Regions from separate parts of the Homo sapiens genome. Here all the other regions are linked to region 6. Evidence: chromatin loops called from intact Hi-C (ENCODE). Cell type or tissue: PC-9. All regions are shown on one strand. Region 1 overlaps CARS1 (cysteinyl-tRNA synthetase 1). Region 2 overlaps TRPM5 (transient receptor potential cation channel subfamily M member 5). Region 3 overlaps SLC67A1-AS (SLC67A1 antisense RNA). Region 4 holds the start of MRGPRG (MAS related GPR family member G). Region 5 overlaps KCNQ1 (potassium voltage-gated channel subfamily Q member 1). Region 6 overlaps KCNQ1 (potassium voltage-gated channel subfamily Q member 1).

Evidence for each region. Peaks named below come from ENCODE experiments on the same cell type or tissue, not always from the same donor. Only the 100,000 strongest peaks of a DNase experiment are listed, where the experiment ranks them.
Region 1: it touches region 6 in a loop (15-fold over the local background); 8 of 110 quality-filtered maps call a loop at or near these places.
Region 2: it touches region 6 in a loop (32-fold over the local background); 98 of 110 quality-filtered maps call a loop at or near these places.
Region 3: it touches region 6 in a loop (16-fold over the local background); 110 of 110 quality-filtered maps call a loop at or near these places.
Region 4: it touches region 6 in a loop (12-fold over the local background); 9 of 110 quality-filtered maps call a loop at or near these places.
Region 5: it touches region 6 in a loop (5-fold over the local background); 19 of 110 quality-filtered maps call a loop at or near these places.

Annotation. Positions count from the first base shown.
Region 1 is chr11:3,019,135-3,024,134 of GRCh38, forward strand. CARS1 (cysteinyl-tRNA synthetase 1) reads right to left here. Exons shown (of 23, transcript NM_001014437.3): 11 at 1,086-1,198; 12 at 5-133. Among named protein-coding and RNA genes, the nearest start is that of CARS1-AS1, 7.8 kb to the right of the region's middle. In PC-9, CTCF peaks have their summits at 2,234 (motif pointing left) and 2,433; no DNase peak of the experiment used is centred here; H3K27ac peaks cover 483 bases.
Region 2 is chr11:2,426,004-2,431,003 of GRCh38, forward strand. It overlaps TRPM5 (transient receptor potential cation channel subfamily M member 5), which reads right to left. Exons shown (of 29, transcript NM_014555.4): 4 at 1,522-1,750. Among named protein-coding and RNA genes, the nearest start is that of TRPM5, 16 kb to the right of the region's middle. RefSeq lists a silencer at 2,196-2,490. In PC-9, CTCF peaks have their summits at 2,380 (motif pointing right) and 2,580; no DNase peak of the experiment used is centred here; H3K27me3 peaks cover 1,707 bases.
Region 3 is chr11:2,889,442-2,894,441 of GRCh38, forward strand. The region is part of intron 2 of SLC67A1-AS (SLC67A1 antisense RNA); the gene reads right to left. Among named protein-coding and RNA genes, the nearest start is that of CDKN1C, 6.2 kb to the left of the region's middle. RefSeq lists an enhancer at 2,394-3,193. In PC-9, CTCF peaks have their summits at 2,872 and 3,076; a DNase peak (open chromatin) is centred at 3,540; H3K4me3 peaks cover 1,435 bases; H3K27ac peaks cover 885 bases.
Region 4 is chr11:3,214,802-3,219,801 of GRCh38, forward strand. It overlaps MRGPRG (MAS related GPR family member G), which reads right to left and starts at 4,012. Exons shown (of 1, transcript NM_001164377.1): 1 at 3,143-4,012. The coding sequence starts at 4,012. The coding sequence ends at 3,143. It overlaps MRGPRG-AS1 (MRGPRG antisense RNA 1), which reads left to right and starts at 3,531. Exons shown (of 2, transcript NR_027138.1): 1 at 3,531-3,758. In PC-9, CTCF peaks have their summits at 2,546 (motif pointing left) and 2,782; a DNase peak (open chromatin) is centred at 2,500; H3K27me3 peaks cover 907 bases.
Region 5 is chr11:2,690,087-2,695,086 of GRCh38, forward strand. The region is part of intron 11 of KCNQ1 (potassium voltage-gated channel subfamily Q member 1); the gene reads left to right. It overlaps KCNQ1OT1 (KCNQ1 opposite strand/antisense transcript 1), which reads right to left. Exons shown (of 1, transcript NR_002728.4): 1 at 1-5,000. Among named protein-coding and RNA genes, the nearest start is that of KCNQ1OT1, 7.4 kb to the right of the region's middle. RefSeq lists an enhancer at 2,785-3,652. In PC-9, a CTCF peak has its summit at 2,477 (motif pointing right); no DNase peak of the experiment used is centred here.
Region 6 is chr11:2,530,796-2,535,795 of GRCh38, forward strand. All of the region lies in intron 2 of KCNQ1 (potassium voltage-gated channel subfamily Q member 1), which reads left to right. Among named protein-coding and RNA genes, the nearest start is that of KCNQ1, 88 kb to the left of the region's middle. RefSeq lists enhancers at 1,901-2,010, 4,761-5,000 and a silencer at 2,767-2,927. In PC-9, CTCF peaks have their summits at 760 (motif pointing left), 963, 2,154 (motif pointing right) and 2,354; DNase peaks (open chromatin) are centred at 2,146, 3,136 and 3,656; H3K4me3 peaks cover 1,061 bases; H3K27ac peaks cover 1,143 bases.

The sequences.
Region 1 (5,000 bases), 490 kb after region 6:
CTACCTCCGACTGTGCCAGCTCATTGTCATGGTGGGGGAACCGGAGGTCGAACCCACCTCCGTGAATGTCCATCGAAGCCCCTAGGAGGGTGCCTGCCATGGCCGAGCACTCGATATGCCAGCCCGGACGACCCTGGAGAAAGCCGAACACACAGTGACTGACCAGCCTACCCGCTTGTCCAGGCCTTTATCACTTATCACTCCAAGTTGATGGCCCTTACATCCTCTGAACTTTATTGGAACAAGCGTTAAATCCCGCACATGAAAAGACTAAGGGAAGGCTGGGCGAGATGGCTCACACCTGTAATCCCAGCACTTTGCGATGCCGAGGCAGACGGATCACCAGGTCAGGAGTTCAAGACCAGCCTGGCCAACATGGTGAAACCCCGTCTCTACTAAAAATACAAAAAAATACAAAAATTAGCTGAGCATGGTGACGTATGCCTGTAATCCCAGCTACTCAGGAGGCTGAGGCAGGAGAATTGCTTGAACCGGGACTAGGAGGCAGAGGTTGCAGTGAGCTGAGATCGCGCCACTGCACTCCAGCCTGGTGACAGAGTGACACTCTGTCTCAAAAAAAAAAAAAAGACTAAGGATAGCCTTCTTTGGTGAAGTTCATAAACCGGTCCTATGTGGGCCGAGGTTTAGGTGAAGTTACTGAATTACATCCAGACCTCTGAGCCCTTGACAGCTGCAGATGGTCACGCCCCTTCCTAGGGTACCCTGCAGTCAACAACTCCTGTCACCGGGAAGATCAGAACGCATCCTACACCCTGGGGCCTGGAATACTCAGAGTCACAGAACACAAGAACCAAGAAGCCTCCATGGACGTCTACTCTGATCACATCTCCACTTACAGACCAGAAAACAGAAATCCCAGGAGGGAAGTGATTTGTCCAGAGACTCAGGGAGTCTCCATGATGTCCAGGTCCCCGGGGCCAGGCAGCCTGTGCTGCACCAGCACCAGGCTCTGGCCCAGTGACAACATCCTTCACACACAGAGCGGCCCTCTGCTGGGGGCCTGAGAGTGTGGCTGGCGCCAGTGCCCCTGTCCAAGCCCCACACCTTCTAGGCCACTCGCTCACCTTTCCCCAAGGGCACGGCCAGGACGGTTCTCCGGGCTTAGAGGCCTTCCATAAGGCAAAGTCGTTGGGAGAGCGCTTCTCACTCAGGCGGTCTGCAGAGATGCTCAGGTCACCTGCAAACACGAGGGACGCCAGGCAAGGTCACTCAGCAGCACCCACAGACCCACATGTCTCACTTCAAGGCCATCCACGGTGCCTAATGGGCAGTCCTTCTGACTAACTTCTGTTTATTAACTTGGCTCAAGCATTTCTTCAAGTTAACTATGTATTACCAGATTCTGGTGTTGACCCAGTGTCTAGATTTACAAAACGGTACATAATCCCCAAAGTCACCAGCTTATATACCTGGCTGACTTGAGGCCACATCTGGGGTCTCCGTAAGACATTCACCTTCCTGCTGCCTTCTCACAGCATTAGCCCACCAGTGTCTAGGACAAGTGATAAGAACCCTGGGCTAAAGCTAGGAGGTGACATAGTGGTGCAGCCACTGGGGCATGGCTCAGGGATCCTGCCTGGTTCATGCGGGTGGGGTCAATATGTCAAGGGCCCGCACAACTATCTGCTTATGGGTCCCGGGGGATACAAGGATGCAGCTAAGCTGCTGTGTACTACTGCAGGGAACCTGGTGGCAGTGCAGTGGTGAAGGGGACATTTGCTGTTCCTGTGTATTTATAAGGGGAAAATAGGTGAAGGAAACTAAAGAATAGTCCAGGAAGGCCATAAGAAAAGGGGAGTACTGCTCTTGGCACAAGTTCTATTTCCTGGACAAAGCCAATGATCACCTGGCCAACAAAAACAAGACTGTCTATGCCTTGCCAGAGGGATGAGAAATAACCCCTTGGTGAATTCCATGCATTGACTCGGTGACACTCAGCCACCTGACACTCAGGGTACAAGGCGGTCTGAGTCCCCAGAAAAGGAATGCACCATCACTGCAGATTTCTCTCAACAATACATGCAGGACCAATGGAAAAGATTAGCTGCTGTGAATAAAGAAACCTGTGAGCCAGTCCAAAGGTCACGCAGAGAATCACCCTTTGTTCGATGAATGGGCAGAGCAGAGGTCTTCACTCTAGGCATAAGGTTACCAGGACCCACGCCAGGTCTTGCCCGGCTGCTGCAGCCTTTCCTGGTCCCTGGTCTAAGGGCTGCCTTAGGTGCTGTCACCCCCTTGTGGAGGAAGAACAGACTCCATCTAGGGTTCTAACTCAGGTGACCCTGAAGAAGCTGCAGTGAGATCTTTCCAGGTGACAAATCCACTTTTCAGGAGCCTAATCAGGCAACAGACCTAAGCTGCCCTGAGAAACAGAGTCCAGAGGAAAAGCACCGCTAAATATATTTTTCTAAACACCAAGTTCATGATTATAAAATATGTACTAAATGTAGAATATTTGAAAGATAAAAAAAGAAAACTAGGAAAAAAATTGCCATTATCTTTTAACCTAGGAATTACTACTGTTACCATTTTGGTATACTGATTCCCAGATTAAAAAACAAACACACAAAAACACAAAAAACCTCTGCAAGCAAAATCCAGATCTATCCACCAACACGGAAGGCCGCTGTCCTGGCTTCCTTCTACCTCCGCACTGTTCTGCCACTGACAATTCCGCAAAAGCACAATGTGATATGGCCCATGACATTCGCTTTTAGATGCTCTTTGATAGAAAATATACATTCACGTTTTCAACTTTTCATTATTATGAACTTACTCATGAAAGTTTATATCTGATTTTTTAAAAATACGCTTTGAAAAAATTGATAACAGAGAACACAGGACCCTCCCCACAAACACCCTATCCTTCAGCAAACATCACACTGCAACTGCCCTCATAGGGTTAATGAGAATTCCAAGGCAGGCTATAGGCAGAATGATGAGGCCGGTCACTGGCCAGGTGCAGTGCACGTCCATCCGCTTCCCTGCAGCTCTAACTGAGAGTCACATAGCACGCTGACCACCTGCTCCACCACTGTTCCTAGCGATAGAATCTCTAACCCTGGACCTTTTTACCAAGAACTGCTTAAGGTATTTTTTGGATCCTGAATTCCAGCAGGACAGCTGTTGCCAACTGGTCTGAAGACCTGCACCAAGGAACTGACTCGTCGCAGAAATGTGGTTTACCTCCCTGTCCCATGACTTCGCCCCTCACTTCCCCAGCAACCGGCAATCCCCATCACCTGTCCAGAGCAATTAAAAACCCCTCCCCAAATCTCAGGGAGGCGGATCTGAGGTTTCCTCCCATCTCCATTTGTCCACCATACAATTACTACGCTTCTTCTACGGCAACCCCTGGTATCCCGGTATACTGACTCGCTGTGCATTGGGCAACAGACCTATTATGGTTACAACACAATGTCTTTCAAGTTTTCCTTCTTGGTTTCATTTCCTGTCTCTCTCCCCAGAGGCAGAGTGAGTGTTTCTAGCTTTGACCCTACAAGCATGTTCATACCAGCACAACAGGGTCCTGTTCTCTCCCACTGGGGGAGCTTCCTCCCTGCACTAGGCCTTCCTGCCACGTGCCTTCCCGAGTGGTCTGCATGGCCCATCTGCCTCTGGTGGGTCATCTTACTTGGCGGAGTGAGGAGCTGTCATCATCTAGGACCACTTGGGCCCCAGCATCACCCCTCCCCTTTTCCTCTACCATTAGAGTCCCCATGGCGAGGAGCACATGACTGCACAGAGCTAAGGCTACACTCCTTATGACTCCCCATGGTGGGGGGAGGTTGCGGGGGTGGTCATGTGCCCACGTCTGATCACTGACTGTGGAGGGGTGGAAATCCATGTCCCTCTTTGGTCCTGCATATTGGCTGTTAGATTCTACTCCTGTTTCCTGGAACTTAAACCAATGCTGAAGTCATTCTGGAAGAAAATGGGCCCAAGAATAAATGGTATTTAAGAAAAAGACCCTAGATGGGGCCAGATAGCAAAATTCATCATAAAGTGGTGAGTCAGTGTGCTCTAGCTGCCTCCAGAACATTCCTTCACCACGTGACCTGAGGGCACTGCTCCACTTACCACTCCCACCTTTCCCATGTGCTGCCAGTTCCCTCCCGGCATCTAAGTGTCAAATGCAGTGCGAGTTGTTCACGGCTTCCTCTAAGGACTTTAAGAAATGCTCTACTATATCCATAGTTACATTCCATTTTTGTCTTGTTATTCAAACATACATACATACATACATACATTCAAACACACACACAGGATCTTGCTGTCAGCCAGGCTGGAGTGCAACGGTGTAATCACAGCTCACTACAGCCTCGACCTCCCTGGCTCAAGCAACCCTCTTACCTCAGCCTTCTGAGTAACTGGGACTACAGGTGCATGCTACCACACTCAGCTAATTTTTAAAATTTTTGTAGAGATGCGGTCTCACTACATTGCCCACGATGGTCTTGAATTCCTGGCCTCAAGCGATCCTCCTGCCTCGGCCTCCCAAAGTGCTGAATTATAGGCATGAGCTATAATTCAGCCCTAATATGTTTTTCAATCTTCTACTTTTATTAATCAAACTTGCTAAGGGTTCTTCTATATTATTTTTTGAGAAGAATCAGCTTTTGGCTTTTACAATTGTTTCTGTTTCTTTAATCTCTGATTTTACTTTATTTCCTCCTATTTCTTTCTACTTCTTCTTGTTCCTTTCCCAGCTTTTTGACTGACTGCTTAGCTCACTTATTTCCTTTTTTTTTGTTTGAGATGGACTCTTGCTCTGTCACCCAGGTTGGAGTGCAGTGGCACGCTCTCAGCTCACTGCAACCTCCGCCTCCAGGGTTCAAGCGATTCTTCTGCCTCAGCCTCCCGAGTAGCTGGGACTACAGGCATGCGCCACCACACCCGGCTAATTTTTGTATTTTTAGTAGAGATGGGGTTTCACCACATTGGCCAGGCTGGTCTCGAACTCCTGACCTCGTGATCCG
Region 2 (5,000 bases), 100 kb before region 6:
GCCTCTTGGAAGTTCTGGGATAGGACATCCGGGAGTACCCTTCAGCCTGGAGCTCGGCAGTGCCTCCCTGACTCTATGCAAGACCCCCGGGACGACCAGCAGCCATCAGAGGTGGAAGCAGCCACAACCAAAGCTCTGGCCCTTCCCAGGGCCCACAGCACCTCCTTCCTCCCGAGGACGGGACAGAGCTGGGCACCCAGCAGCTGAGGTCAGGGAAGCCGAGTAGCAGCGTGGGGCAGCCTCACCTTCCTGGTGGCCGCAACCACCCCTTGCCCCATGCCCAGGCTCGGTGCCCCCCGCCCCCGCCGGCCAGCCCAGGGACTAAGGAGGCATTTGGCCAGGTGCTAGGCACCAGGCAAATGGGCCCAGAGGGAGGTGATGCAAACAGCTGGGATTTGCATGAGCAGGTGCCCAGGTCTTCTGCACCCCTCCCTGTGCATCCCAGGGTGGGGCAGGGAGCCCGGGACAGCCAGGGGCCATCGTGACCCCTGGCCAGAAGTCCACCCCAGAACTCCCAAGAGGCAAAACTGAGGCAGCCCCCCAGACGGTGAAGGCGCTGGGGCTCCCAGGGCAGCGGGGCACCTGTAGCCGCAGCCAAGAGCCAAATGTGGCTTCCTGGGCTCCCCAAGACCAGCTCAGGGCAGAGCTGGATGACCAGGCCCTGGGGTCCCAGCCCCGCTCATCCCCACCAGGCTGTGTAACTTTGGGCAGGTCCCTCAGCCTCCCTGGGCCTGCCTCATTTGTGAGATTTGGGGGAACGGCCAGTCACAAGGGGAGGGTGCCAGAAAGGTCCCTGCGTGCAGCAGGCTGGAAGTCAGCTGTGTGTCCTTGTGTCCTCCCTATGAGGATGCCCCATCTCCCTGGGCTGCAGTGGAGGACACGGCTCAGGGAAGTGGTGGCAAGAGGACACAGTAGTGACCTGGTGACCCCAGACCCCTCCCACTGCCCCACTCCCTTCGCCCTCAGCTTCTGAGCCGCACCTGCCTTTGCAGGCTGCTGGCCAGACACTGCCCCTGAAGTCTCAGATCCAGAGCCCGTGGGGCTGGCCCTCCTGCCCAGACCCTCTTCCAGCACTGGGCAGCCCCTTCCAGAATGCCCCACCTCACCCCAGTGGGGCCGGCCCTTCACAGCCCAGGGAAGCGGGGATCCTCCCTGCTAAAGATAAGGAAACTGAGGCAAGAGGCAGGGGTGTGGCCAAAGCCGCACTGTCCTGGTCCCCACTCCTCTCATGCCCACCTGCCCTTCCCACCTGGGAGGAGGAGGTACAATCCTGCTCCTTCTCCCCACCTGGGCTGTCAGCGGTGTGAGGGTCCCTACCTGTCTGCCTTCTCCCCAGCACCCTGACACGCGGCTGCTGGCCAAGGCGCGGGTGGAGCCGTCTGCCTACCTTGCAGGGTGTGCCTGTGGGCCCAACTCTCAAGCCTCTCCTCCTCCTCTTCCCCGCCCACAACTCCTGGCACCTGGGCAGCCAATGCCAGCCCTAGGGAGCTGGCCATGAACCAACACAGGGCACCACCTCACCTGCTCCACACGGCCGAGCCCACAGGCCTGCTGTCTCCAAAGCCACCCAGACACCAAGGGCTGGCCGTCCTCAGGTGTGATTGGCACCAAGGCCCTGGGGGCATGTCCGATTTGACTGGGAGAGGAGACCCTGTGTGGACGTGGCTTCTAGGCCACTTAGATTGCTGTCGTTGCCTCCTTTGGCGATGTCTGGCGGGGTGGCCCGGGACCGATGCAGCTGAAATCCACCCTGAAATGTGATGGGACAGGGCTCTTCACCTCAGTTTCCACAGTAAGTAGGAACAGGAGCTGCCTCAAGAGCACACGTCTCATGCCGGGGTGCTGGGCCCAGCTGTCCTGTGGAGGACAGGGAGGCAGAGGGACTGTCTCCTCCCTGCTGTGGCCCTGCGAGGCCGTGGGGCATCGGCCCCCATGGTGTCTCATCTGTGCTGGAAAGGCTGCACAGCCGTGGGCCAGCTGTGAGTGATGTCCATTCACCGGTCAGCACCAGGGATGCTCTGTGAGGACTGTCCCTGCATCCGGAGTCAGGACAGGGTGCCAGTGGGACAGAGTGTGCCTCTGGAATCCCGCAGTCCTGGGATTGGATCCTGCATAGCTGTTGAGCTACTTAGCCACTTGGGCCTCAGTACCTTGGAGTGTCAAACAGGGACTCTAATAGCCTGGCTTCTGGGAGGTTGCAGGTAACACATGAGGAGAACAGAGCCTGGGGGATACCTCTGTGTGCCCCTTCCCAAAGAGACTCCAAGGACCCCCTGTTCGGGGCCCCTCAAACCATAAACTCCAGGAATGGTGGGGGACAGTATCTGGGACTTGCTCTCTGGGACCCTGGTGGCCTCTCTAGTCTGGCCTGTCAGCCACCAGAGGGCGCTAAAGGACCATGGGCAGAGTCTGAGGCAGTGGTGGTAACGGGTGAAGGTGATGGTGGTGGTGGTGATGATGGTGGCAGTAGTGGTGGTGGTGGTGATGATGATATTGATGGTCATGATGGTGGTGGTGACAATGATCATGGGGACCGTGCTGATGGCGGTGTTTGTGATGATGGTGGCGGTGGTGGTGATGGTGGTGGGCATGAGGGTAGTTGGGGTGGTGATGGCATTACCGTTGATGAGGGTGGTGATGATAGTGATGGTGATGGTGGTGGGAATGATGACGAAGATGATGATGATAGTGGTGCAAATGGCAGTGGTGGTGGTAGTGACTGTGGTGTTGTTGATGGTATTAGTGCTGATAAAGGTGGTGATGATGATGATGGTGGTGGGTGACGAAGGTGGTGGTGGTGATGATTGTGGTGGGGATAATGGTGGTGATGGTGGTTATTGCAGTGGTAGTGTTGATCATGGTGGTGGTAGTGATGGTGGTCATGATGTTGGTGGTGTTGGTGTTGGTATTGGTGTTGGTGATGGTGATGGTGGTGGTAATAATCATGGGATGATGATAGTAGTCATGGTGGTAGTGACAATGGTGACAGTGGAGGGGATGGTGGTGGTGATAATGATTGTGGTGGTGATGGTGATAGTGTTGGTACTGGTGGTGGTGATGATGGTTGTGGTGGTGGTGATGATAGTGGAGGTGGTAGTAATGATGATGGTGGTGGTAGCTGGTAGTGGTGGCAGTGGTGGTGATGGTGATGATTGTGGTGATGGTGATGGGGTAGTGGTGGTTATGGTGGTGTTGGTTGTTATGGTGGTAGTGATGATCATGGTGGTGGTGACTATAGTCACTGGTGATGCTGGTGTTCATGGTGATGGTGATGATGATAGTGGTGGTGGTTGTGGCAGTGCTGCTGCTGATGGTGGTGGTGATGATGAGGGTGATGATGACAATGAGTATGATGATGGTGGTGGTGATGATCGTGGTTGTGGTGTGTTGATGGTGGTGTTTATTGTGGCGGTGATGATGATAGTGTTAATAATTGTGGTGATGTTGGTGATGGTGGTGATGGAGACGATGATGGTGATGATTGTACTGGTGGTGTTGGTGATGGTGTGGTACGATGGTGGTGCTGATGGTCATGATGGTGGTGGGGGTGATAATGATCCTGGTGGTGGCCATGGTGGTGTTTTTGATAACGTGATAATGTTGGAGATGGTGGTGATTGTGGTGGTGATAATGGTGGTCATGGTGATGGTGATATCAGTGTGGGTGATGTAGTGGTGGGGATGGTTCAGATGTTGGTGATGGTGGTGGTGATGGCAGTGATAGTTAGGATGATGGTGATGATGATGATGGCATGGGTGCTTGATATGGTTTGGCTCTGTGTTCCCTTCCAAGTTGTAATCACCATAATCCCCATGTGTCAAAGGCGGGACCAGGTGGAGGTAATCGGATCATGGGGGTGGTTTCCTCCATGCTGTTCTCATGATAGTGAGTGAGTTCTCATGAGATCTGATGGTTTTATAAGCATCTGGCATTTCCCCTCACTCCATCCTGCTGCCCTGTGAAGAAGGTGCCTCTAAGTCTATGGAGTTGGGGGGCACAGTCCTTCATCTATCCTGGTCCTTCCCTCCACCTCTGTCTCCTGGACACCCAAAAAAACTGCAGAAGTTCTTCCCCAGCCAACTCTGGTTCAGTGCCAGGTCATGTTCCTCCCCGCCTACAACCTTCCATGGCTCCCTATTACCCTGACAATAAAACCCAAAGAAGCCTTGGAGCCTTGGCTTCTGGTGATCTGCTAGGATCACTTTTCCTTGGAACTCCTGCTGGCTCCCTCTTGCCACTCAGATACTGGCAGAACCTGGAGTGGGTGCTGGCTTGCACTCACTCCATCCTGCTGCCCTGTGAAGAAGGTGACTTGCTTCCCCTTCATCTCCGTCATGATTGTAAGTTTGCTGAGGCCACCCCAGCCATACTGAACTGTGAGTCAACTCAACCTCTTTCCTCGGTAAATTACTCAGTCTCAGGCAGTTCTAATACAGTGGTGATACTAGTGGTGGTGGTGGTGGTGGTGGTGGCTGGTTGTGGTAATTACAGTGGTAGTGGTGATGGTGGTAGTAATGATGATGATAGTGCTGGTGGTGATGTTGGTGGCAGCGGTGAGGGTGGTGGCGGTGATGGTGACGGTGTTGATGGTGGTGGTGGTTTTGGTGGTGGTGATGTTGGTGGCAGTGATGAGGGTGGTGGCAGTGATGGTGACAGTGTTGATGGTGGTGGTGGTTTTGGTGGTGGTGATGGAGGCGGTGTTGGTGTTGGTGGTGGTTTTGGTGGCGGTGATGGTGATGGTGTTGGTGGTGGTGGTTTTGGTGGTGGTGATGGTGGTGTTGATGGTGGTGGTGGTTTTGGTGGCGGTGATGGTGATGGTGTTGATGGTGGTGGTGGTTTTGGTGGTGGTGATGGAGGTGGTGTTGGTGGTGGTGGTTTTGGTGATGGTGACGGTATTGGTGGTGGTGGTTTTGGTGGTGGTGATGGAGGTGGTAGTGATGATGGTGGTCATGTTTATGGTAGTGATGACAGGGATGATGCTGGTCGTGGTAATAGTGGTT
Region 3 (5,000 bases), 360 kb after region 6:
ATGTGCTTTCTGGCGGGTGACCTCCACTCCAGTGCCTCCCCGGCTGCCCGAGGCCTCCCCTTCCCGGGTGTGGCAGCTGTACAGCTGCCTTGTCGGCATGTTCATGGCCCCATCAGGAATGTGTGCCGCAGGTGGCTTCACAGGGCTAGGAATGCCCGTCCTAGGTTAGGCCCAATCCCTACCCAGAGCCCCAGGGAACCCAAATTCTGGGACACAGGACACCCGGCCAGTGGGCCAATGGCCCCTATCAGGGAGTGACCAAGGACAGGCCGGGAGCTCTTCTTTCCCCTCTGACCCATGGTGAAACCTGCCTCGGGCCTGTTCCCTGGGTTCTGAGGCCCTGAGCTATCTGTCTTCAAACAAACGAAGGCCTCAAAGAATGTTCCATTGAGCCATGGGCCCCATATCACCCATCAATCACAAAGGGCTGGGGATTGCAGGCACAGGGTCAAGGTGGGTAGGAGGTGAGGGCTGGACACCATCTGAATCTGTGCTGTTCCAGGGCCCACTAGAGAGTCTCCAGGTACCCGGAGCCTGCCCTCAGCAGTACCACCCTCCCACAGCACCCCAGGGACCCTGCAAGAGGTGTCTGTGCCCTTCCCGGCTGCCTCCCCAGCTGCTCCCCAGGTGGTGCCCTGTGGAGAGGACCAGAGGGATATTATAAACAATGACAACACTTGCTGCCTTCATCTTGTGCCTGCTCAGGGCCCTGCCCTAACCCAGGGCTGGGCTCGTTGCCTCATTTAATCCTTCCAAGACCCCTGAGAGGGAGGTGTGTTCGTGCCCATTTTGCAAGGGAGGGGACTCAGGCTCCCAGAGGTTAAGCCACCTGCCTGAGGTCACTGAGACTTGAGGTTGGCCCTGCCTTTCACCCAGCCTGAGCCCCTCCATAGGACTTCTGTGAGGGCACAAGAAAGCAGGAAAAGAAAGAAGTCAAGGGCCCTGGGAATCTCCCCTGACATCTCCCACCCCAAGCCCTAGAGCCAGGGCTGGGCATCTGTGCAGGGTACAACCCTGCCCAGGGATGCCTGACTCTGGAAAGGCCACCCCTTTGGCCTCAAACCACATCACCCAGCAGCAGGTCCTCAGACCAGCCCTGGACAGGAGCTTGACTGGCTGTGCCCCCAAAGGCCCCAGAGCTCCCTGCCCCCACTGAGCCTCCACCTTCCCATCCATAAGATGGGGTGGGGAGTCATCCAGCCCAGAGGCCCCAGGGGCATGGGGAGTGACAGATTAACCCAAGGCCCCCCCTCCCGCAACAGGCGGCTCAGCACACACTTGGCGGGGGGCCATGCTGGGCCAGGAGAGCTCCCCCGCACCAGTTCCCCGCGCGCAAGGCTCGCCCCGCCCCCCAGGACAGGCTGTTCTTGGGGCGGCTGCCAGGCACGTCCTCCGCAGGTGCCGGCCTCCCTGCGGTGACGTGGCCACATGCGGCACAAGCTCCGATTACAGGGACTGCCTTGTGCTGGGGGTTCCGGCCAGGGGTCCTCACTCCCCAGGAACCGATGGGCGGAGCTGGGCAGGCCCTGAGGAGAGGCCCAGTGGGAATAGGGAACAGTCACCCCTGCTCCAGAACGGGACCAGGGGCTGCTTCCCTTGGGGTCTGGAAGAGAGGGACCCCCTGGTCCCAGCCTGCCTGAGACTGCTGGTTTCGGCACTGAATGTTCCAGGAAACCGAGGGCCACTGGTCATCGTGGGCTTCACACGGCGCCTTTCTGGGCTAGGAAGGGGGCTCCCGGGCTAGGAAGCAGGTACCGAGGAGGGTCTCAAGGACATGTGGGGACCTATGTCAGACACCCCTGCAGCCAGCTCTGAGCCCACCAGGCCTTTCCTCCTCTCCCTGCCAATCCACAGGACACAGACACAGGGGTCCCAGGCCCAGTGGCTCACTTTATCAGGGAAACAGCAGGAAAAACAAATCTGGTGTGAGCAGATCTCCCTTCCCACCAAGCCCCCTGACTTCCTGCTGGAGCTCGGGGAGACCCCTGTGACCAGCATCTCCTGCCTACGGGGGGCGCCAGGGCCTCAAAGCCTCTCCAAGCCACTCCCTCCCACCCTGCTTTCCACACCCAAGCCACAGCGTTCAGAGAAGCTCAGGGCCTATTTGAAATGCCAGAGAGTGGGGATGCCTCCAGAGAGGTGGCATGAGGGCCCCCAGATGCACCCCACCACTCCCTCCTCCACTGCAGGAGGAGGGGCCTGCAGTTACTGAGGAAGCCTCACCCCTACTGGGCCCTCGGGGGTGAAGGGGCTTCCCAGGCCTTGAGGGAGACTGTATTTCAGATGTCAGTTAAAAGCGCCTGCTACATGGCGTGACCTCTCTGAATCCTATTACTTTCCTGTGCAGGAAACTGAGGCCCAGAGAGGTGGAGTGACCGGCCTAGGGTCCCCCAGCAAGTCAGAGACAGTGAAGCCACCTCCTGCCCTGGGCTGGGGTCCCGCCCCACTGACCTCCAGGGTCAGAGAAGGAGGGGAGCCCCCAACACTTAACTCCTTCCTTCTTTCCTTCATTCCTTCCTCCCTCCCATTCTCCACCTCCTCCTGGCTGAGCTTTGAAGCCAGGGCAGTTGGCCAGACCGAGCGCAGAGGCCAGGAGGTGACGGCAGGCTTGCCCTGGCGGCCTCCCAGGTTAACACACTCCCAGGTGGCTGCACCCCACAGGCGAGGGCTGCTCAGAGTAGATGCTCAACCAAGAGGTTGCCCGTGCCCCCTTCCCCAGCCGCAGGGGCAGCCAGAAGCCAAGCAGCCTCCCGCCCACTGGAGCCTGGAGCCTGAGGGCTGAAGCTGGGCGCCTGCTGCCCCCTGGCGTCCCGAAACGGCACAGCCACCAGGACCCCCACCCACCTCATTCATGCCTCACACCTGGGGGTGACTTGGGCCAGGGCCTTGCTCTCTGGCCCCGAGTCCCCTCAAGTGTAAGATGGGGGCTCTGCCCAGTGTGGCTGTCCGGGCTGCAGCGGGCAGGAGCGCATTTTTCACAAACCCCAACACCCCTCGGATCTGGGGGTGGGGCGGTGTCACTCGCACCTCAGTGGGAAACAGCACGTGGGCCTCGCCCGTCTCCAGGGGGTGGGGGAGGGGAGACAAAGAGCCCGCTCTGCGGAGAGGTGGGTACCCGCCCTGCCGCCCCTCCCCCATTTCCTCTCTGCTCCCCCTGCCCCTCCTCCCCTCCCTCCTCCTTCCTTCCCTCCTCATCCCCAGCTCCTCCTCTTCCTCTTCCTGCCCTATCCCCCCGCAGGCCCGGCCGGCAGCCCGGCGCCCTCTGCCTTCGTTCCCGCCATTGGCGCTGCTGCCCGGAGCCCCTAGGTGACAGCCAGCCCCGAGGCTGCAGCCTCTGTGTCGGGCCTGCACCTGCCCACCGCGTGGTCACTGCCTGGGCACGTATGGACACTCACACCCTTCAGTCCTGAGCACAACTGTGCCCTGGCTGCTTCGGAACAACAAGGAATCATAGTCCTGCTTCTGGCTGGGAGCTGGGGGCCAGCAATCAGGGCAGCTGGGGAAGTGGTTAGGGAGGTGGCGGCACACAGGCCGAGCTCAGAGAGTGAGCAGAGAATGGGCCCAGGGGAGGGCGCTGGAGAGGGCTGCAGGGCTTGGGGCTGCAGCTCAGGAGCTGGCTTCACCTTGGAGGCTATCAGACCTGCTCCTCAGCATTGGCCCAGCAAGGGGAACAGTATGGGGAACAGGGGACAGGCACTGCCTGGCCAGCAGCAAACAAGTAGGCTGTGGAGTTGGGCAGAGCATCTGCCTCTTACTAGCTGTGTGTCCTTGGGCAAGTTGCTTAACCTCTCTGTGCCTCTTCTTTCTCATCTGTAAAGCTTCTGATGAGGCTTAAAGGGCAAGTCAGTATGTGCCTGGCACAGCGGCCTTCCTCTTGAGGATGCCACTACCCTCACCATCATCAGCCTCTCCCTCCAACCTAGAGGGGCAGGCAGGGCAGAGAGCTGCCACTGGCCACCCCTCCAGCTGTGCTGTAATGAAAACTGGACATTCACTCTATACCCAGAGATGTGGGCTGGCGGGGAGGAAAGGCACCTACACCCCTGCCATGTAAACAGGCAGGCAGGGTGAAAGGGGTTTGGTTTGTTTGTTTGTTTTTTGAGATGGAGTCTCACCCTGTCGCCCAGGCTGGAGTGCAGTGGCACGATCTTGGCTCACTGCAACCTCCGCCTCCCAGGTTCAAGCAATTCTGCCTCAGCCTCCCAAGTAGCTGGGACTACAGGCGCCTGCCACCACACCTGGCTAATTTTTGTATTTTTAGTAGAGACGGGGTTTCACCATGTTGGCCAAGCTGGTCTCAAACTCCTGACCTCATGATCCACCTGCCTCAGCCTCCCAAAGTGCTGGGATTACAGGTATGAGCCACCGTGCCAAGCCTAGGATGAAATGTTATCTACATGATGAGCAGTTTGGGCAGTGAACCCCACCTTTGTCAGAGTTCAGGACAGTCCATGGGATACAGGTCACTCCGACTCTCATGCATCAGTCTTCACGCCAGCCCTGAGTGAGCACTGAGGCACACGTGCCTAGCACCCAGCAGTGGCCCCATCCCCTAGCTGCTGGTCAGTACCAGCTGCCACTGCAGCACACCCTTTCTGCCAGGCAGCCTCATGCCATGCACTTGATGTGCAAATGATCTTGTCTAATCTTCACAAGCATCCCGTGAGGCAGGGATTAACGTTGTCCCCATTTCACAGATGGGGAAACTGAGGCTCAAGAGTTCCAGACCCAGGCAAGCCCTGGTCAGTGGTGAAGATGCCAGCCTGGTGGGGCTGGCTGCAGAGTGCTGGGCCCTGTCATAAGCACAGGCCTCTGGCACGCATGCTGACTGCTGGGGATTTTAAGATTGGGGCCCCCCTGCTGAGCCCTATCTACAGCTGCCCCCTTCCCTGGGTTACCCCAGGTTTTAATTTGAAGCAGTTAGTGAATTGAGCTTATGTGGGGTCTTATTTGTATTTGCTTTTGGGTTTTTGCTTTTTGGGGGAGTTTTTGGGTTTTAT
Region 4 (5,000 bases), 680 kb after region 6:
GACCACATCTCTTTCAATGGTCCATCCATCCATCCATCCATCCATCCATCCATCCATCCACCCACCCACCCATCCACCCACCCACCCATCCATCCATCCATCCACCCACCCACCCATCCATCCATCCATCCATCCATCCATCCATCCACTTATCCATCCATCCATCCATCCATCCATCCATCCATCCATCCATCCATCCACTTAGCCATCCATCCACTTGTCCATCCATTTGACAACAACTCATCAAGCCGCTTTACCTGCCAGTCCCAGGGAGACAGCAGCAAGTCAGCTGCTGGCTCTGTGCCCTCATGGAGCTCATCTTCTAGGGAGACACAGACACTAAAGAGGCAAACACAGGAGCGAATAAGCAGGGATGGGAAGCACATGACACATTGGACTGTGCTGGCTAGGGGTGGGGGCTGCTTGGGCACAGTGGTCACCGTGGGTGCTGACAGGGCAGGTGCACACTAGAGGAGCTGAGAATTCAGCTTCTGCTGCCAGGAAGCCCTGGGCATCACAGAGCAGGACAGACAGTCACAAGGACAGGCCCCTGAAGGTTGGGCAAGACAGTGATAGGGGCAGGGACAGCAGAAGGCAGCGAGGTGGGTGTGCCAAGGTCAGGGCGGGCGGGACACACCTGGAGGTCTGCAGAGGTGGGCCAGGTGATTCATTTGGCCTTGAAGGTTTGGGCGGGCCGCCCTCTGTGGAGACCTGGATCCCTGCCATCCGGGCAAGGAGACCTTGCCCTGATGTCTCTCACAGACCTGGGCTCAGAGCAGTCAGGTGACACGCTGGAGGTCACTCAGCCCGAGAAGAGCGGGCAGGACCGGAGCGAAGCTCCATCTGGGCTGTAGTCCAGCTTTTGCGGCTGCCTGGACCCAGACCAGCCCAGGGCAACCTTGTCCTTCCATGTGGCTGTAGCTTCTCCAGGTACAGAATTCGACCTGGTTGTCTTTGGGCTCAGCAGTGGGTGCCGGGGCAGAAGCCCCTCGCTCTCCATCTGTCTAGACTGGGCTGTTTGTCATGCGCCCCAGACACCATCAGCAGCCAGCCGCCTTCCTGTCCTGCTGCACACAGATGGATGGCCCCATAGGGGGCCCTGCAGCTATTTCCTGGGCTGGGAGGATGGGACAGATCCTGTAGGTTTCACCTCTGAAACTGTCCCCACCCTTATCCCATTTCCAGGTCTTTCAGGAAGGAGGCCACACAGCTCCTGGGGTCTTGTGTGAAGTGTCACAAGAATGAACAACCCTTCCCACCCTGCCCTCAAAGCCTAAGCCTCCCCCTGCCACCAGGGCTCAGGCTTTCCCGTCCCCCTGAGCCCCCCAGATGGCCTTTAGACCAACAGTGCTCACACTCCCGTCCCTCTGAGCCCCCCAGATGGCCTTCAGACCAACAGTGCCCACACTCCCATCCTCCTGAGCCCCCCAGATGGCCTTCAGACCAACAGTGCCCACACTCCCTGCTGAGCTTCCAGTCCTGAGAGCACGGTCTAGGGAGAACTGGCAGCGGGCAGGCGGGCACGGGACTTGGCGTGGCCAGAACACATTCATCCCGGGGAAGGAAGAAAAACCAGCAAAGGTGCGTGCCTCTGGGTTGGGGGACTACATGTAAGCTTTTCTTCTTTCCAGTTGTTAACCTTCTTCAAAGTTTCCATAAACGAGCAACGTTTTACTTTTCTAGTGGAAAAAGAACAACTTTATGCAAAGGCAGCTGCAGAATGTCCCACCCGGCACCAAGAGCACCCATTGAATGCCTTCATTTGGGCAAAAAAGAAAATTTCTGCAGGTCTTTATTTAAAAAAATACATAACTGGAGTGCTTTTCATCAAAAATGTCCCCATTTGGGTGGAAAAAAATTTTGGCGATTTCTCTTTTTAGTATTTTCCGTAGGGCTTGAATGTTTTAAAAATGACCAGAAAGTATTTTATTTCATGGTCAGAAAACACATCAAATGGTTTGCACTTTGGAAACTTGGATCCCCTTCCTTCCTTCCTTCCTTCCTCGCTTCCTTCCTCCCTCCCTCCTCCCCTCCCCTCCCCTTCTCTCTTCTCTTCTCTTCTCTTTCTTTCTTTCTTGCTTTCTTGCTTTCTTGCTTTCTTGCTTTCTTTCTTTCTTTTTCCTTCCTTTCTTCCTTCCTTTCTTTCTTTCTTTCTTTCTTTCTTTCTTTCTTTCTTTCTTTCTTTCTTTTTCCTTCCTTCCTTCTTTCCTTCTTTTCTTTTCTCTCTCTCTCTTTCTCTCTCTCTCTGTCTCTCTCTCTCTCTCTGTCTCTCTCTCTCTCTCTCCAAAGCAAACACTTGGGGCAAAAGCTCCAGATGATCCAGGGCTGAGGAGGGAGGGTGAGAGCAGAGGTGGGAGACGGGAGCAACCCGCAGAGAGCGGATGGCCCTGGGGACGCAGGAGAGGCCGGGTGGGGACCAGTGTGGGAGGGGATGGGAGGGGACCGAGGGGATGGAGGCTCCTGCATCCGCCGGCCCACGGGGCTGGGTCTGTTCTGTGCAGAAGCAGCACCACCTGGTGGCCTCTGCTGGTGACATCAGGCACCTGCCAGTCCTGGGCCTCAGAGAGGGGGACAGAGCCCTGGGTGTGGTCCCCGCGGGGTGGGCAGGACAATGATGGCTGAGCAGGGCGGGGAGTAAGGAGTAGTTCCACCTCAACTCTGTAGGGGGCGAATCAGAGCCTCAGCCAGCAGGTGGCATGGACGGCGCCCACCTAGCCCAGGAGTCCGGAAGCCTGGGTTCCAATCCGGCCACTGTGGGCTGGTGGCTGGCTCTGTTTTATTGTGCAGTTTTCTCCCCTGTGACTCAGGTGCAGCAGGGTGGGGAGGGGCCGGGTAAGGGGATCTGGGCTGGGCCTGGGGGCGTGGTGCCTGTCCTCACCCCTATTCAGGAGGCTTCTCCTTTCTCTCTCCTTGCCTGACCTCTCTCCAGCTCCATTTTCTGCCTCCCTCATCCTCAGCAGGCCTGGCTGGGGGGTGGTCAGGGCCAAGTCTCTCCAGCTGTGTCCAGCCCTTGGGTGCTCAGGGTAAGAGCTAGGTGGTGGGCGGGGCTCCTCCTGGTCCTGAAAGCATCTGGGTGTGGGGTGAGCGAGGGTCGGTGGGGGTGGGCACCTCCTGGCAGGCCCTGTGGGCGGGGCAAGCCCACTTATAGGAGACCCATGGGCAGGGACTGTCCCCTGGCACCCAGCTCGGCGCCCTCCCCCAGGGCCCTCCGCAGTACCGACCTCAGCGGCTCCCGCTTCCCGGGCTGTCGGCCCAACCCCGAGTAGATGAGGGGCTTGGAGCTGCTGTTGACGCAGGCCAGCAGCGTGGCCAGCGGGGAAAACACGGGCAGCAGGAAGTTCAGCAGGGGCTGCAGGCTCCAGTAGAAGACCGAGGGCAGGCCACAGAAGAAGAGCAGGAGCAGCGCGCCCAGGACGATGCCGTAGAGCCTGGGCCGCGGGCGAGTGGAGCAGCAGGTCACCCAGACAAAGAGGACCACGCCAGCCGTCCAGGCGACGCGGGCCAGCACCAGGAACCAGGTGACGCTGGCCACGTGGTAGCGCGGGCAGACCAGGGGGCACGCGCTGTTGCGCAGCAGGCCGCAGGCGTTGGCGGGCAGCGGCACGGCCGGCAGGGTCGGGGTCCACACCAGGGCGCAGAGGACGGCCGAGGCGTGTCTGGGCCGGCAGCCCTGGTAGCAGGCGGGGAAGAGGTCGGAGAGGCAGCGCTCCACGCTGAAGGCCGCCAGCAGCCAGAGCCCCACCGCGAACCACAGGAAGGTGAGCACGAAGTAGAGTGTGTCCTGGGCGCCCAGGGCAGCCTGAGCCACGGAGAAGCCCACACGGCAGGAGAGGAACAGGAAGTCGGCGGCGGCCAGGTGCAGCAGGTAGATGGAGAAGGGGCCCTTCTTGATGCGGAAGCCGAGGTTCCAGAGCACCAGCCCGTTACCTACCGGTCCCCCGAGGCCCACGATCAGCGTCAGGTAGAAGACCACACTGTCGAAGGTTCTCCAGAGGCCGAACAGCCCAAACATCCTGGCCGGCTCAGAGGGTGCTGGCGAGGGACCTGCAAGATGGAGACAGACATGGTCCTCAGGAGTCTTTTGTGCCCCCGCTGGGGGCACAGGGAGTGGCATCCATGGCCCTGCAGGTGCCCTCTGGGTGCAGCCCCTGGACCACCCTTCCCAGCGGCGGGACCTCAGCCGGGTCTCAGCCCTCTGCACCTCAGGTCAGGCGTGCCTAATGCCTCCCCATACCTGAGGGCAGGCCCTGGGCTCCTGGCAGGGTGGACTAACTTGCTGAAAAGATGTCCATGTCCCTCATGGATGTGGTGAGGGTGATGCTGCACCCTCCACCGTGTGCCAGACAAGGGTCTGCAGACAGAGGGAACGTGCATGGGGAACCCACGTGTGGCGCCTTCCTCTTCCCCCAGAGGTGGGAGCTTCTCCACGGTGGACCCTCATGGGGCTCCCACCTGGTGAGCCTAGACCAGCCTGCTGGCGAAGTCCCCTCCCCGGAGGGTCTCTGGAGGTGTCCAGGGAGGTGCCCAAAGGCAGAGGCTGCAGGTGGTCTGAGGAGGAGGGAGGAGGGAAGATGCGGTGTGAGGAGCTGGAGGGAGCCCCCAGCCTTCCCTGTGCACTCCTGGCCTAAGCAGAAGCTGAATCCCGGGGCTCATGCTGCCGGCGGTGCACTCAGGAGGCTGCTCTGAAGCCTCAAGCCAAGAGAGGGGCTTTGGTGATGGTGGCAGGGCCAGGGGGCCTCTCCAGGAGCCACTAACACAAGGGGAGGGGCAGATACAAGTGGCCACTTGCAAGGAGCGAGGCTGAGAGTCCCGAGGATGTTCTCAGAGTGCGAGAGAGATTGGCCACCGGAAGCTGCGCTGAAAGGCAGAGGGTCTCAGAGCAGCCCTTCCCTTTCCAGCCATCCCTCCTCCCCCAGGATCCACATGGGTCATGTTCTTAGTCCTGGGAGATGCATCAGGACCAGGCTCAGCAGTGGCGGCGTCAGCGGTGAGAGACACGG
Region 5 (5,000 bases), 160 kb after region 6:
AGGGACAATCGCTCTTCCGGGGTTAGAACTGGGGGAGCAGGGACAAAAAGCGGGCAGCCCTCCCCAGCATGACAGGATGTGGAAGGCTGGTCTCTCCAGAGACTGGGCTAAACTCTGCTGTGTCAAGTGCCTGGTGACCTCAAGCAAGTCATTCCATGTGGCTGAGCTGCTCCTTGCTGCATCTGCACATATGTGTAGTGTCTTCCTCCCTGTAGGATTGTCACAAGGATTAAATGATGTCAAGTCTGAGGCTGCCCTGCAGCTGCTGTTTCCACTACTTGGCATGGAACATGTGCCAGACCAAAAGAGCTATCTCTCTCCCTGCGAAAGGCTGGGGTCCTGGGAGCTAGAGCTGGGTTAAGATAAGAGCAGAGACTGGGTCCTGGGAACAGCCACTGGGCCCAGTCGGGGGGGTCTCAGCACCTATCACAAAGAAAGTGCCACTGGGCCTAGGGAAGGACAAGAAGTAACATGTCAAAGATGGGACAGAACCCACCTCCTGGCAGGGAGTGGGGCACACATATGTGCATGTTCATATATGTGTCAGAATGCGTATTTGTCAGTGTATGTGTGTCAGTGCACATAGGTATAGGGGCTGTCTCTCAGAATTCCTGAGGGCTTTCCATTTGATCCCAGTGGTTGAAGATGGAGTATGATCCCAAATCCCTTAGGTGGATGTGGCCTGGCAGGGGGTCAGCAGGAGGGAGGTCCCTGTCTCCTTGGCTTCCAGCTTCCAGGCTCTGGCACTCCCACTGTTAGGAACAGGTACCTTTAGGGACACAGGAGTGTAAGCCACTGTTTCCGTCTGGGTTTTGTCATGTGTAGGTCCCAGCGGCTTTAAGCCAACCTGAAAGGTTCATTTGGGAGTCACGGGTATGTGTCAACAAAAGCCCACCAGACCATCAATGAAGTGGGCAAAAGCTCTGGGTGAACTCTTGGCTCAGGTATCAGGATATGCTGGGTGAGGGAAATAATGGAGGCACCTTTGTTCTAGATGCCTGCAGATTCCTGACAACAGTAGGGGTGGAGGCTGTGCAGACCTGGTGCAGAGTCTGTGCTGGCCTCTGGCCTCTCACAGCCTTGGGAGGGGTGCTCAGAGCTCAGCTGTGTTTAAAAATTAGCAAGTGGAGGAGTTAGAGGATCTGCAGTTAACCCCTTGAGTCTCGGAAGGCTGTTTGAGCCACTAATCAGGAAGGAGAGCTGACAAGAAAAAGGCGATGTCTCACCCCTGAGCTACAATCCACTGCACTTACAGTGACCACCCATCCTGACATCTTGGGCTCAGGCCTCTGGGTCTGGGCATAGAAGCCCAGGAACTGCTGTCTGTGGGGAGTCCACTGAAGCTCCCTGCCCCCACTGAGTCTCTGATGTTGACAGCCTCTTTGTTTTTTCATCTCAGCCTATTCAAGGCCATTTTTCAGCTTGCTTGGCTTTGCATTAAAGTTGGGGGGATTTCTCTATCCTGAGGTTATGAAATACCTCAGCAAGGACGAGGCCTCCCTGAGGGAGTCAACCTAGCTTGTTCCCTGCACGTACTGTGGGGAGGTCCTCTTTACCGCCACAGTTCCAAGGGTGAAACAGAGAACCAGGTGGGGAAGGGGTCTCTCCCCATCTGTCCAGGGGAGAGGCAGCCCACAGGGAGCCACACAGGCAGGGGACATTCCACTAGGGCCATTTGCAGGCCAGTGGCCATCCACTGCCAGCAATCAGAGAATCACAAGCACTGGATCCAATGTGACCTCTGCCAGGACCATGACCCCTAGGTCCTCTTTTCCATCCCTCCAGTTCTCCTGGCTTTCTTGCCATCTTTCTGGCTCTATCCTCAGTCTCCTTGGCAGGTTTTCCCTTCTGGCATGGCCACTAAATGCCAGTGCCTTTCTCTATGCAAACCATTTCCCTAAGCTGTTCCCTCAGCACCAAGGGCTTCCAGACCACCTGTGAGGCCCTGACCCCCCAAATGTCTCTCCAACCCAGCCAGACCCACATTCCAGTCACCTGCCCCCACCTCCTCTCCACAGCCTCCATCATTTTATAGCCCACTCTACTGAAGGCCCCTGTCCTTTCAGTGTCACCCATCCTTTCAGTGGCACAAGTCAGAAGTTCTGGGGTCATTTCCGATACACCCGCTTCCTCACCACCTGCCCATCACCTCAAGCCCATCACCAAGCCAGGCTTACTTCACCCATCCATAGTTCTAGAGGTTCCCTGCTTCCCTCCATCCCTATTGCCACTGTCCTGATAGGCCACCATTTCTCTGTACTGCAGGCATCTCCTAACTGGCATTCTCACATCCCCTGCCCCATTCCAATCAATTATCTACTCAGTGGACAGACATCCTTTCAAAGTTTAGAGACCTGTGGGTCTTGCTTAATCCTGCAGCTGCCTTTCTGGTAGTTCAGATGCTTGGCTTCTTTCCATCCCAGGTGCTCACAGGCTCCCTACCACCAGAGGGCCCTTGGCCTGCCCCTGCCACTTTCCCCAAGGGAGTTTTTCAGACCCCAGGCTAGTTCCAGTGGGTTCCTGCTATACACCTGCTGTGCTCCCAGGCCTCAGCACTCCCCTCAGGGTGCAAACGGTCCTTCAACATTAGTTAGTCTTTCTCCCCTTTGTCCACTAACCCTGGGAGGGTAGGCAGGTCCCTGCTCCTATCAAATCCCTCCCTCTGGGCCAGGGTCTAGTACCTGCTGAGTGTTTGACAAATATTTCTTGAATGACTGCATCCCTAACATGAGGCAATGATCATTCCCCTGCCTGTTAGACATAATTCACTGCCTGGGAAGGCACTGTGCTGTGTAGATGCAGCAAGCTGGCTAAAATCAACTGTAGCATGGCCTATGTCCCAAGCAGGTTGTCCTGCCCATACGCTCAATAATGAGGCCCACTGAACTCTCCTGGTTTCCAGAAGCCTCATAAGCAAGCACGCTCAGTGAAGGAACAGGAAGTCCTTTCTGGAGCAGGGGGAGAGAAAGGCATCCAGTTAGCCATAGAGGGGAATGGCTCCTTACTCTTTAAGAGTCATTTGCCCCAAGACTACTTTCTGTCAATCACCAGATAGCCCTCAGTCTACACTCTGTGATCCACTCATGAATATCTGGTCTGGCTCTGCGTTCCAGTCAGACCCTTTTCTGAGAGGACCACAAGTCATAGCCCAGGGCTACCTGTACAGCTACCAGGCTTAACAACTCAGATGCACACCCTCCACAACTGCTCTTAGCACCCACAGGCCTGGGCCCTCTCTCCCTGCCCTGAAGCCAACCAGACCCTGGGTGGGGGCCGAGTCTGGCCAAGCAGCAGTGTGTGGAGCTGGGCCTGGGCCTAAGCTGGGAATAAGCTTGTTTTGCCAGGCGCTGGCCCCCCATCGAGTCCCCATTCTCTAATGCTAATTGCTACAATTAGCAGGAGAAAGGCCTTTTAGATCCATTTCTTCTCCTGGCTGAGGCCCGGGCTGCTAGGGAGGTTGAGCCCAAGGCTTTTCGGAGGAGCAGGGATTCTTCCATAAATGAGGCCACATTTAAATTGCAAACAAGAGCTTCGCCCAGCCGTAGGAAAGGCTCTGGGAGAAAGGCTTTTAGTTCCGCAGACAGAGCAGCCAGAGACTGGGTGCGCTCCAGCCTCATGGGCCTTCCTGGCTGGTGTGACTGGAACCCTGGGTTATACAGGCTCCTGCCAGTAACCTGGACATGCTGGGGCCGGCCAGTTCAGAGGAGCATGGCACAGGCTGATAAAGGCACCGGAAGGAAAGGCAGTATTAGAGGCCACCCCTTGCCCTCCCATCCAGGCCTGCTCTGAGGGAAACCCTACTCGTCCTCCTCCTGGAGTGTACTGCAAACCTGGATCCGGTATCCGCTGAGAACCACTCATTCATCAGTCTGCACTAACTGGAGAAGGTGAGCAGGCCCAGCCCGGCCTCTCTAGGCCACCTCCAACTTGGTCAAGCCACAGGTGCCCATGCCATAGATGGCTGAGGGACGGCAGCTGACACGTAGTTCCAACTAAACCTCTGGGTGGCAGCCCATAGGTTGTGGGACTGGAAGTGCTTGCCAAACAAATTATACTGCTGACCAGGGAAGAGGGTACTCTGATTGGCCAGGCCTGGGCCAGGGTCTTTCTCACCGAGGTGGTGAGGCTATAGGTGTTAGATGTGGCAGGATGCAAGCCAGGGCCTGCTGCCTTTAAAGAGCCACAGCAGAGACACCATCCCAGTCCCAAGAGCTGTTCTAAGGAAGTGGTTGTCATCTGCGGTGCCCCCCAGGGGACATATGGCAATGTCTGGAGATATTTTTGGCTATCATGACTATGGGAGAATTACTAATATCAACTAGGTAGAGACCAGGCAGGGTGCTAAACATCTTACAATATAAATGACAGCCCCTCACAACAAAGATACATCCTGTCCCAAGCATTACCAGTGTGGCTGGCTAAGAAACCCTGGTTGCAAGGGGTCAGATTTTGACATGCTATTTGCTTTCTCACTGAGTTGTGAAAATGGAGGCACACTTTCCTGGCCTGGCCTCTTCCTTCGTTCAATAAATGAATGAAACCATTCAACAGAAATCTGTGACACACCCACCATGTGCGGACCCTATACGGAAGACAGATATGCTCTCTTGGGGCCTCTCTTCCGGTGGAAGAGATAGGCAGCCAACAAATAAGTAGATGTCTAAGGAACTAGAAAAGCGTAGCCTGTGCTTTGCAGAGACTCGAAAGGTAGTCGTCAGCTAGTGAGTGACTGAAGGGGATGACAGATATGGCAGGTCAGAGCAAAATTTCCTGTGAGATTTAAATAAGAAGAAGGAATTGTCAAGGGAAGATCACCAGAAAAGACAAGCCAGGCAGAGGTGGTGAAGGCCTTGGGGCAGGAGGGATACTTGGCAGATTTAACAAAGAAGAAGAAGGCTGGCAGAGCCAAAGCTCAGTGAGGGAGGACAGTGGTCAGAGAGGTAAGCAGGGCAGATCTTGTAAAAACCTGATGGAATTTGAATTTTATTTCCTAGAAATAG
Region 6 (5,000 bases):
TTATGCATGGCTGTGTTGTGTGTATTTATGTATAGCTATGTGTCGCTGCGTGTGTGTACCTATGTGTATGTACGTGTGTTCATGCCTGTGCTGTGTGTGAGACGTGAGATCCTGCCTGTCCCATCCCTCACGTACTAACCTGGATCTAGGTGGTTAGCCCCTCGCCCCCAGGTGGCCTGGGACTTGCCTGGTTTTAAATGGAGCCCCGGTGCTAACGTGAGCCCACCCAGGTGCTCCTGCCCAGCCAGGGCTGTCTGTCAGCACCACAGCGTCCAAGTTCAGGTCCTCACTTCCTAGGTGGTTATCTCCCAGGCAGCTGGGAGGGCGAAGCCTGGAGAAGCCTGCACCCAGGCTGGACCTGCAGGGACCTTCAGACGTGCCCTGGGCTCCACATGCCCGTCTGCAGCTCGAGAATTAGACGTGCCCTGGGCTCCACATGCCCGTCTGCAGCTCGAGAATTAGACGTGCCCTGGGCTCCACATGCCCGTCTGCAGCTCGAGAATTAGACGTGCCCTGGGCTTCATGTGCCCGTCTGCAGCCCTAGAATCACCAGCAGCACCCCAAGGCCCCCATGCGGCATCTAAACCAGGCAGGGGACAGGGGCATGGAGCAGACCAGGTAGGGTTGCTCCCTAGGATGCAGCCCTGCCCAGGCAGGAGGGCAGACCCTACACAGTGCTGAGCTGTGCCCCCAGGGAAGCCTCCAAGATGGTCCTCATCCCAGCAGCCCTGCCCACTGTCTGCGCATCCCTGGGGTCTGTGCGCCACCTGGTGGCTATTTGCTGAACTGTGGCCACAAACCCCTGGTCAGCAGGAACCGGCCCTTTCACTGCCCTGCAGCTCCCTCTCCTCCGGGGTGGCATGGCAGAGAAGCAGCCCGTGGCCCCAAGCATAGAGCCCCCTTTCTGCTGTAGTCCCCCTTGCAGTCCCCTCTGCCTTTTCCACTGCTTGGAAGGCAGAGAGACCCTGGCCGCCTCCCTTGTCCCTTTATCTGTCATGCCAGCTGCCTCCCTGCCACACCTTGCGTCTCACCAGGCAACCCTGCAAACAGCAGCTGGGGAGGACTTTCTAAGACAAAAACCTGATCATTCCAGAAGCTCCCTGTGACGTTTAGGCTACATTCCCCAAGGTGGTGCCACGTTCAGGCCCATCACCTGTAACACTACCCACCCCACCTCACCCAGCCTGGGCTCACTCACTCCAGGCCAAGCCTTGGACATTCCTGGCTGCCCCAGGGCCTTTGCAAGCCCTCTTCTCTGGACCTGGCTGTCCTCGGGAGTGTCAGCACTCAGCCTCTTGTCAGGTTTCAGGCCTCTGCTTGGCACTATCCTGCACACCATCCCCGCCGACCTGCCCTGTTCTGGGTTCATGGGGCTCTGGGAGGCTCACAAGCATCTGTCTGCCTCAGGCCATTCCACACTCCCTGAGGGTGGGACCCCGTGGCTGCGCTAACCCCACAAGCTCTGCATGGCGCTTCCTGGCCGTGCATGTCCCTCCCTGCATCAAATGCATAGGCCAGAGTTGCCCAGCGAGGATGACCCAGCTTGGTATGTGCTCCCGGCTTCAGCTGCCCCTGCGTGATGGAGACACCCTCCCACTCGCCTTGCCACACTTCCCAGCAGTCTCTCGAAGCACTGGCCGCGTGGAAACAAATCCTTCAAGGGGATTTGAGGGTCCAGCTGTCACTCAGTCATGGCCATGGTGGGGGCACGTTGGGGACACAGCAGAGAGTGAGGCAGCCGTGGGCCTGGCCTTGACAGGCGGATGTACAGACACATCAGGGCCGAGACTGAGGCGTGGGCTCTGGGTGGGGAGACAGTGACCACTTGCTTGGAGGAGGGGGCGCTCAGGTGGGAGGGGCACAGTGAGAAGGAGGTAAGCTGGTGCTGGCGGGGCAGGCAGGGACCCCTCCCAGGGCTCACAGCTTCCAGCGGACAGCAGGCACAGGGCTGTGGGGATCAGAGCACAGGCAGAAGTCACCTGACAGCAGGTTCCCGAGGCTTCAGGCCTGGAGGAGTGAGGACGGCTGTTGGGTTCTTGATTCCAGCAGAGGGAGGCTGTGCAGGGTTGCAGGAAGGACGGTTGGGGGCGCTTCGGGGAGGTACGAGAAGCAAAGGTGTTTGCAGCCCTTGGGGCCAGGCGGCGGGAAGGCCTGTAGACGCCAGAGGGCGCTCGTGCTACATGCAACTCAGGAGCTGCTGGCACCCGCCAAGGAGTGCTGAGCGCGGGGAGCCCAAACCACAGCCTTGGGGAACCCAGGAGGGGCCGGGCGGGTGCAGGACCCGCATGAGGGATTCCGAGAGCACGATGTTTAAATGTTGGGGGAAAAAATGGATCAAAGCGATGTGTTCCCAGGGAGCCCCTGTTTTCTCGTTTCTTTTCGTACGCCCAGCTTTGCAGTGCCAGAAAGCTGTTATCTCAGCACTGCTAAGGAAACCCCAGCGCGGCCTCGGAGGGATTAGGCATTCTGCTGAACCAGGGATATGCGGTGGGCCTGAAAAAGCCATTTCGGGAGGAATCTGGTCTCGGCTGGGGTCCGGCCGGCACCGTGAACACCACGTGAACACCACGTCGGAAATCTGCTGGGCAGGGAGATTTCCTCAAGGCCTCCCAGGGAGGAGAGCCACTTCCTGGGCTGCAAAGAGGGCCCCAACCTGGCTTCTGAATTCAGAGGGGGCTGTGTGTGCACGTGTGTACGTACGTGCATGTGCACGTCTGTGTACCCATGTCTGTGGAAGTGGCACACGTGTGCATGTGTGCACTCAGTGTACGTGTGCGTGCCTGTGGGTAGCTCCGTGCGCACATGCGTACACATATGCCTGGTGTGTGTGTGCACACGTGTGTCTGACGTGTGTGTGCTTTGCGTGTTCTTGCCTGGGAAGGAGTTCCCGGTTTGGGTGGCTCTCCTGTTTCTTGCCGAAGCCAGCTGCTGCTAGAAACTGGCCCCCTGCTCTCTGCAGTAAGAGACCCTGCCCTGGCCCAGGTGAGGGCCTGGCTTTTGTCTCCAGGATCACAGCTTTTGTCAAACTCCACACAAAGAGAGAGGCACTCAAAAGCACAACACAAACACGGCTAGTCCGCGCCTTTGGTGGTGAACATACCAGGGAATTGTCCTGCAATGCCTGTGGTTAAAAAACCCCGTGAGCTGCGGCCCCGGAGGCCTAGGGGATGAGGTCATCGCTGCGGCTTCCTCCCCTCTGCTGAGGCTCCCTCCGCCCCGCCCGGTGGCCCACCCCTCCCGCCAGCTGCAGCCTCCACTGCCTGGGTTTCTGCTGCGCCTTCAGCACACAGCGAGGCCTCAGTTTCCCTCCCAGCTCAGAGCAAGGCCTCAGTTTCCCTCCCAGCAGCAAAGTGAGACCCTGTAGGGAGTCTCTGGGCCTCCGTGACGGCCCTGGGCGGCCCTCTCTGTGGAACAAGGTCGGGTCCTGTCCTCAGCGCCCTGGCCTCCACTTGCTCAGGGCGCCCGCAGGCCCGCAGGTCCTCACCTGGTGTTTTTCACCTGGGACCCGCAGCTGCTCTGATGAGGAGCCTGCTCTGCGCACGGCCTGGGGCGGTTTCCCGCAGCACCATTTCTGCCGCTGCCGGGAAAAGACGCAGAGCAAAGGCACCTTTGCCCAGGTTGGGGAACCAGTGGGTGACTCAGGATTTTCCTCCACCCACCCCGAGGTCTGACTCCCTCTGCAGCTGCCGCCCGCTGAGGGTTGTCTTCCTCCCTGCCTGCCTCGCCCTGCCTGGTGAGCTCCTATGGGTCTGACGAAGCCCCGTCCTGCACACTTGCTTCGGGGGCAACTCCCCACTAGACTGGTTGCCCAGGGACGGGGGTACCCACTCCCTCCTCAGGGCTGCAGGGTGCTCTGGGAAGAGTTGTGTCCCTCTGTGGGCCTGTGGGCTCACTTGCCTTTTTGTCCCTGTCACTTGGGAGCTACCCAGCTAAGACCGGTCCCCACCACCCAGGCCACTCTGAGGCTTCAGAACGCGGTCGTCTTCTCCCTGGCAGGGTTGTTTCCGCCTGCATTTGTTCAGCCAGCAAATCTTTATTAAGCACCTACTGTGTGCCAGGATCTATGTGCAAGCAGCCCATGGGCTCATGAAAGGCAGAGCTGGACTGAGATTCCGCACCCCTGGGATCCTCACTGCAGGGCCCTGTGTATGTGCGGGCTGGAGCCCTGGTTCCTGTCTGCACTGAGCCCCTGGAGCTAGGCCCAGAGGACTTGACAGATGTGGGCCCTCTGTCTGCACAGCCCCCAGGGCACGGGGTGGCCTGCAGCTCTGCCCAGCCAGACTTCAGGTCACTGCCCCATGAGCCTGTAGGAGAAACTTCTCACTCATCTGTCCTGAGACCTGCCTGGAGCCCACCCCAGGGAGACAGAGGCTCTCGGAGCCTGTTCAGGGTGAAAGGACGCTAGACACTGGCCTGCAGGCTTTGGGCGGGTAAGGGTAGCGAAGGTGAAAGTGGACCAGGGGCAGGTGGAGCAGGGTAGGCCCAAGTGTCTGTCTGGGGCAGCTGGGGACACCCAGGTGGGCTGAACTTCAGCTGCCACCCAGCTTCAGCTGCCAAGGCTCCTCCCGGGTCAGGGTCGACCCCTGATGTCCCGGCAAGAGTTCCAAGAACAAAGGCTCAGAATCCACCAAGCGGAACTTGAAGCCACTGCCCTGTGGGGACAGGAGAAGTGACTTGGCCGGCTCTCCGGAGCCCAGTGTTGATCACTGAGGACCACCGGATACAAGTCCCTCCTGCCTTCCCCTTTAGTGACACTGAAGCTGTTGAAATCCCCATCCACCAGGAGCTCCTGGTCCTGGGGAGCCCTGTGCAACCCACTCACTGCCTTTCAGAGCCCTGTGGCGTCTCTCTCATGCGCTGGCCGTAGAGCTTCCTGAAAGCATCTCTATCACCCACTCTGCACCTGAGAGAGGGCGGTCAGGTGACTGGTACCCCCTGAAGACCTGGGACCAGGCCCCCTGCCTCTGGGAATCCATCAAAATGCTCCCTTCTGAGGCCGC